Regions from separate parts of the Homo sapiens genome. Here region 1 is linked to region 2. Evidence: chromatin contacts called from ENCODE Hi-C or POLR2A ChIA-PET data. All regions are on one chromosome and are shown on one strand. Each heading gives the region's core, a stretch centred on a gene start or an enhancer-like site at or near the end of the contact. The rest is flanking DNA. Distances are from core to core; before and after follow the strand shown. Region 1 overlaps SLC8A1 (solute carrier family 8 member A1). Region 2 overlaps SLC8A1-AS1 (SLC8A1 antisense RNA 1).

Region 1 (3,443 bases), core at 382-2,881, 62 kb after region 2:
ACCTTGCAACAAGCTTCCAGTTTTTGGTAGTTAGATCAAGAATATAGAAACCATTGAAATGATAGTATGGTTGAAATCAGCAGTTGTGTTTACTGGCTGAGAGCATTTCTGGTAAAAATAAAACTCTGAAATCATTCATTAACAAAATGCACAGTGATCATAAACTCAATTCTTTAAAAATTGTTTTTCACAATTCTCATTTATTGGTGATATGGCAGCTGCAGGAAGTCTGAATTCTGAGAGTTGGTTGTACATAACCTCAGGAATTTATTCTTCTGTGGGCTTACATGATTACGACAGAGATGCTTACCCTTTGAAATCACATATAACGATGGTGCTATACAAACATCACAAATATTTGGTGTCTGAGTCTTAACAAATATTATGTTTTTTTTTAATCACAAAGAGACTAGATTAACAGGCAGTGTAAATCACATATATCTTAAGATTTTAAAAATACATTTTATACAATAGGTTTCTAATTTCTTCACTAGCATTTTATTTTGGTGTGTTTTGTCTTCATACTTATAGTCCTAAAGGAAACTATGAATCTCTGGCTCATGCCATGAAAGTCAGTAAGATTGATATTTCCCCACAGGAATATGGCTGAGTGTACATTGAATCACAGAGTCAACAAAGTAACATCTAATTTACAACAGATTACTTTTAAAATTCAAATAAAATCTAATTATTTTAAAAGACATCAGTTTGAACAAAATTATAGGAGTCAAAATTTTTATTTACAAAACATTTGAGTATATTTGAAATGGCTAGTTCTTGCTAACTGCACAACTTAAATATTCTTGGTGCACATAGTCTGTCAACCTTCTGTACAACATTGTTAGACTGCTCAGTTAACTTACATGGAATGGTTAGGTAGGTGGGAAAATTATATGGCAATTTTCATCCATTCAAAGTGCTTGAAAGGGAATGTTTTGATGCTTTTCATATTAGAGAAGATCTGTCATTAATGTTGGTGCCTTTAATTTGAAAAGATTAGCTAAAATTTCCAAAATGTAATTTAGTGCAGTATAAGAATTATAGGAAAGATTGATAAATTTATCATCAAATGCTGGAATTCTAATCTAGCATTATGCAGTTGATCCAAGTCATTGTACCTCTCATTTACAAGGCTTCTGTGTACTACATTGGCTTAAAAAATATTTTCCTTGGTCCTTAGAAATACAAAATATTCATTTTCAAAAGTTAGAGAATGTTAGGGTGTTTCTTACAATCACATTCATAATAAAAGAAGATAATCTACATTTTACAGATCATTAAACAATGGTCTTTGGCAGAAGACTTTATAAATACCTCCACTTTTAACGTTTCGTTTAGGCCATTTTCCTTTTTAATGATATCAGGTATATGGTCACGTGTTCACTAAGAGTAGTTAATAGGAAAATACCACAGATATAAAAATATTTGTTTAGTGCATTTTTTTGAACCTTCAATTCAGAGTGAATCAACTCATTAATACTAGAGAAGATACTTTATGCAAGCATTTCTAACAGTGTTGCTTAAGATCATAATTTCAACAATATGGTCAGCAAAGAGAGTATGTATACCTCTATTCCCCCACAAAATTTTATCACTGAAACACACTGAAAGAATGTGCTGGAATCTTTTTCATTATAATACATTGTGTTTCCCACAAAATGAGTAATATATGATGCATATACCATTATGTGTGTGTGTCTGTGCGTGCACTCGAACGGCAAGTCGTGGAGATTACATTCATTGGCAGCAAAGAATAGAAACGGAAAAATTCAGTTAAGTATTACTGATAAACCACCACTAAGGAATTTCAAAGTGTAGTGAAGTTATTTAGAAATAACCGTAGACATGGGAACAAACTTTAGGATCAACTACGGGAATATTAGGATTTCTTACTTCATTTTTCAAGGTAACATCTTTTTCTCTGCATTTTTGCCTCCCTTCTACCTGCCCCCTGTCAGTCTTTGAAGGTCATTTGTGATGGGTCCTTCAAACTGTGAATACAGAATATGAATAGGCTATTCTTCCCTTTTTTGCCCTGTATAGGAAATTCATGATCACCTCTTAGGGAGACAAGGTTTCTGGCATTATGATATGCCACCCTTTTCTTTATGGATTGACTATTGTGCTTGCTCGGTATGAGTTCAGTTTACTATCAAAATTGTCCACCAAGTTATTCAGTGGGAAACACAATTGCCATCAGTAACCATCAAAGGCAAGAGAAGTCCTAGATTCATTTCCTACCTGAATCCTCCCTTCTGGCCTGCCCCTCTGAGAACACTCCAAAGGCACAGACCAGTGTTCTGTGCACGTACACAGTATGTACAATATGCTAGTTCCTTTCTTTGCCCTTGTCCAGGAAGTTACCAATGTCTCCTCGGTGTGAGCTTCCTACTGTCTGTAAAAATTAATAGATGGAACCCAGGCAAGTCCTGTTGTAATAACAGTTGTGCCAACAATTATTATTATGGCTTATTGGAAGAGTGTTGAATTGTACCACTGACCTACGAAAACCACCACAAAGGACACTGAAAGGCAAAGCTGTTGTGGGATAAGAAACAATTTGCTGTTATCTTCTAATATCAAGACCTTTTTAATGGACCACACACATAAGGGTCTTGACAATATGTAACTTTTTTTCTTAAGCTAAGAGAAAATTTTAATTTAGGCTTGTTTCAAGATTTCAAGGCTTGAGCCAATACAGAAACCATGGACTGTAGACAAAGGCAAGTCCCCACTGTAATTTAGCCTTGAGCTTAAGAGTTTCTGTTAAAAAAAGAGAGAAAGAGAAAACAAGAAATCAACCACTATGGACGGCAAAAGTTGGGAATGAGGTCAAGGCTCCTCATTGTTTGAAATAGTCTGAGTGAAACCCTGTCAGTCTGATCCAGCTCCTTCCCCTGCAAAGATGTATTTCCCGTCACGAAGTGGCCAGAAGTGGGTGATTGTTCTAAGTACCTTGTTGGTGAGGCTTTAACTTTGATTAAAAAATAGGGTGTGCAAATGAAGATGTACACAATGGTGGAAACACAGGAAGGAGTGACTGTGATTTCGTTAGAGCTATTTGGTAATCAGGTGTGAGTGAGAGGAATGGGACAATGGGGAAAAGAGCCGATGAGAAAATGTCCTCAGCGACAGACAATGGACACTCAAATGCTGAAGCTATGACCAGCAACAGGGGAGGGTCACAGATTTTAAAGCACACGGAACACAGTATCATACTTCAGTTATTCTAATTCCTGAAAAAGAGCTACCATTCCAAAATATCTGACAAGTTTGGTTTCTCCTAAGGGAGGCCTGGAGTGACAGTTACAACATTTTTCTCCAGAATATCACTGTTAAGCTTACATTTCCAGCCTCCTTTTACATACTTTGAATTGCTTTTGTGTATCAAAATGCATATGAGTATTTTAAGTATCCACAAATGTGATATTTTCAGGTTAGAA
Region 2 (3,558 bases), core at 891-3,390:
TGCAACTCTTTCATTGTTTTCCATAAAAAATAAAACCCACTCTAAATATTTGGTCAACTTGGGGTCATGGGGAGAGACCATGTTACTCTGCAGTCTTATACCATTTTGCTATTTCTTCTCCTTCTACATCTCCCCTTTCCTTTTGTATCAAGAATGGGCTCCTATGTCTTCACTGGCTCTTTAGGCTAGTATTGTTCTCAATGGTCTGTTTTCTTTTTTCTTTCTTTTCCTTCCTTTCTTTTCTTTCTTTCCTTTCTTTTCTTTTCTTTTTTTTTTCTTTCTTTTCTTTTCTTTCTTGACAGAGTCTTACTCTGTTGTCCAGGCTGGAGTACAGGGGTGCAATCTCGGCTCACTGGAACCTCCACCTCCTGGGTTCAAGTGATTTTCCTGCCTCAGCCTCCCGAGTAGCTGGGACTACAGGTGTCTGCCACCATGCCTTACTAATTTTTGTATTTTTAGTAGAGATGGGGTTTCACCATGTTGGCCAGGCTAGTCTCAAACTTCTGACCTCAGGTAATCTGCTCACCACAGCCTCCCAAAATGCTGGGATTACAGGAGTGAGCCAGTGCACCTGGCCTCATTGGTCTGTTTTCATAAATTGTTAAATTTTTTAGTATATTCTCTGTTCTTAATCATCCTTCTAAGAAGCAGCAAAACAAATTTCTCTCCTTTTCATTTTATAACAAGTAGGTAATGATCTTTTGGAGCTTGATAATACCCTTGAAGATCTCATGCTCTCCCACAACTTCCTTAAGGAAATAGTTCTAGATATGTATAGTTCCCTTTCTAAAAGGCATTCTGTAGAATAAAGTTATATATGATATATAAAACACCCTCTTCAAAAGTTTTCAAGTTACGTGATTGAGATAATTATGGCAGAAATACCAAATCCCATTTCATTTTTCTCTTCTTGGGTTTTTGGAAGACAACATCCTCTAGCGTTCCTTGCAGTTAGGTTGTGGCCATGTGACTGGTCTGCAATGAGCCATGAGCAGAAATGAAAAAGTGTCATTTTTAGGCTGAAGGATTTGAAAACCAGTGTGCAGCTCTCCAGCATTCTCTGTGTACCACAGCAACTGCAGAAGCTGTGTGTTAAGATATTTGTGTTCCAAAATGGAAGCAACCTGGACCACAGAGCATTTTCTCTAGAGAGTTCCCTGACTGAATTTAACTCCTATTGGCAGAGAAATAAACCGCTGTTATTTTAGGGCACTAAGGGTTGGGTGTTATAGGAAGTTATCAAGTAACTTCTGCATAGCCAAATTGATGGTTAAGCTTTATCCTGATTAATATGACCAACTCTCAGATCAGACTTACTGGGTTCCATTGCATGCCCTACCTCTTTCTAGCTGATCTTAGAAAAATTACTAAATCTTCTTAAGGCTCAGTTTCCTCGTCCTTACAATAGTACCTTACTCACAGAGTGATGAGGAGACAGGAAATATGAGGTGCTTAAAATAATATCTAGTACAAGATAAGTGTTCAAAAAGCATTAGCTTTTTGATGATAATTATGATGCATTATGATGACTAAATTCTAAAACAAAGCTATTGGTGTAAGCATATAAATACTCCTAAACAATTTCAATGTCCATATTTTTGTTTGTATTTAGAACTAATTATTCTTCTAAAGCAATAGCATTAGGAAAGTTATTGTTCAGTCAATATGTTTATTTTACTGAGGGGCAGTCATCAGATGTATGAGCATTAGTTTCTCACATTTGTTATCACATAATTGCATATAGTACTGTTTTATAAATATTTTAATCTTTTGCAATCATGGTTACATCTCTTTCATTCCTAAACCAGGTTATTTTTACCCTTTTTTCTCTCATAGTGTGATTTGTCTTGTCATCAACTCATCTTTCTATAAGTAGATGGCCGTCATGCCTTCTTCTTGTCAGTACATGTGGCAGTGACTTCCAGACATCCCTGATTCTGCTCACCTACCTTTGCTTATGCTGTTGTAAAGGTGGTGGGGAGGGTAGACGAGAGGTTGAGGGAGGAAAGGGACAAGATCCTTTCATGGCTTAATGCCTAGGTGGCTGGAAGTTTGGGTGTGACCTCACCAATGCGAAGGAACCCCGAGCTAGTTTTGTGCCTGCAGCGTGTGGGTGTGCAGTATGGAGAGTGAGATTTCAGGGTCAGCACAGAGCAGCATTTGTCACGTGCATTTGTGGTGCTGGCAGGACATTAAGATGGAGACATCCTGTGGCTTTTTAGAAATACAGAAGTTGAATTTTAGAAACAGTTTGCGCCTGTCTTTGGTAATTACTTTAGAAGAGAAGTTACAAGCAGAGGGATTGAGGCACAACAAAAAAGACTCCTTCACTTAAGGTATGGAGGAAGGAAAGGGAAGCAGTTAAGAGTATAAAGAGGAGGACCGTGGAAAGAAGATATTGCTCTGCAAGTCAAAAAGTAACAGTTGCATAGAGAGTAGCTGGCACATAATAGACACTAAGTAATTATTAAATGAATGAATGGAAGGGCATTGGACTATGCTAAATAGTACAGGCCATTCAAGGAGAATGCAGACTCATTCCTGACTCTATTTCACATCTTTTTTGTATTATTTGTTAATCTTATTTCTTGTTTTGTTTAGTATCCACTCCTCCACCTCAGTTTTATTTTACCTTGCTGGCTAAACTCATTTTGGAACAAAATAAAATATTGAGAAACAAAAGTATTTTTTTCAAGGTGACTATAAATTAGCATGATTTTAAAAACTAAGGAGTGAGTATATTTTCTGTTCTCATTGCACCAGGAGATTTCTGCCCCAAAGAACTTTATTATTAGGCTCTGAGTAAGCACATTGCCATAAGGACTTTACCCCTGATGCTTCTAGATGGCATCATCATTATAACAATAGATTTTCAGCTGTAAAATATTTCCGTGTAATTTCTATCCCAATGAATAGTAAAATATAGGCACGTAAGGGCCTATATGTAATGCCATGTTAAGAAAAGATTAGATAACAAATGATAATAGTGGTGACTTGTAAGTATGCATATATGTATACATATTAAATATACATGCAGTTATAAATCTTTATATAGAACATTTCTGAGGGAACCAAGGAGATGTGACTACTTGTTAATTCCTTGACAATTTTCCTTCCTAGATATTGAAGAAGTTGGAATTTTGGTTTTTGGTTTTGGCACTGTCGATCCCAATCTTTCCTTACTCTCCACTCTACAAGCTGTCTCTCCTGATTTTCCTTCAACTGAACATCGAGGACCTTGTCTTCAACCAAGCCTGCAGGGCTTAGCCATGTCCACGTGCTGCTGCACACAGGTGGTGGCTCTCTCCTGGGCTGCCAGCCTTTAGCCATCTATCTCCAGCTAGGGGTGCCGTGCATTTTGCAGCCGGGAGCCAATTACTCTTTCTGAAGCCTGTCTGTTCTTTTGGCAGCCAGACACAGAAGTGGAGTGAATTGGTAGTGAGCATGGGAACAGAGAAGGAGAAGAGTGGGACTATCTGTGGAGAGGATCTATTTGGTGACAGTTTCAGCCACACCCATGAACTGCTAAGCAAGAAGCCATTCCATTGGCTTGACTCT

Evidence for each region. Hi-C counts contacts between places; a loop is a spot of excess contacts on that map. ChIA-PET counts read pairs that join two places held with the same protein, here RNA polymerase II (POLR2A). Pooled maps may share reads with other maps.
Region 1: a loop to region 2 is called in a map of IMR-90, with 4 times the contacts of the local background. The contact joins two enhancer-like sites. A Hi-C loop is called at or near these places in 3 of 168 maps with a recorded cell type or tissue (IMR-90, mammary epithelial cell and sciatic nerve) and 2 of 50 pooled maps. POLR2A ChIA-PET finds 5 or more read pairs at or near these places in 5 of 52 experiments (AG04449, AG04450, IMR-90 and 2 more).

The regions. Positions count from the first base shown.
Region 1 is chr2:40,097,605-40,101,047 of GRCh38, forward strand. SLC8A1 (solute carrier family 8 member A1) reads right to left here. Exons shown (of 11, transcript NM_021097.5): 11 at 1-3,443. The region is part of intron 2 of SLC8A1-AS1 (SLC8A1 antisense RNA 1); the gene reads left to right. Among named protein-coding and RNA genes, the nearest start is that of SLC8A1-AS1, 180 kb to the left of the region's middle. Within about 2 kb of position 1,632, at least 2 of the 41 ENCODE cell types and tissues checked have a DNase peak (open chromatin) inside an H3K27ac peak, as active enhancers do.
Region 2 is chr2:40,035,316-40,038,873 of GRCh38, forward strand. All of the region lies in intron 2 of SLC8A1-AS1 (SLC8A1 antisense RNA 1), which reads left to right. Among named protein-coding and RNA genes, the nearest start is that of SLC8A1-AS1, 120 kb to the left of the region's middle. Within about 2 kb of position 2,141, at least 2 of the 41 ENCODE cell types and tissues checked have a DNase peak (open chromatin) inside an H3K27ac peak, as active enhancers do.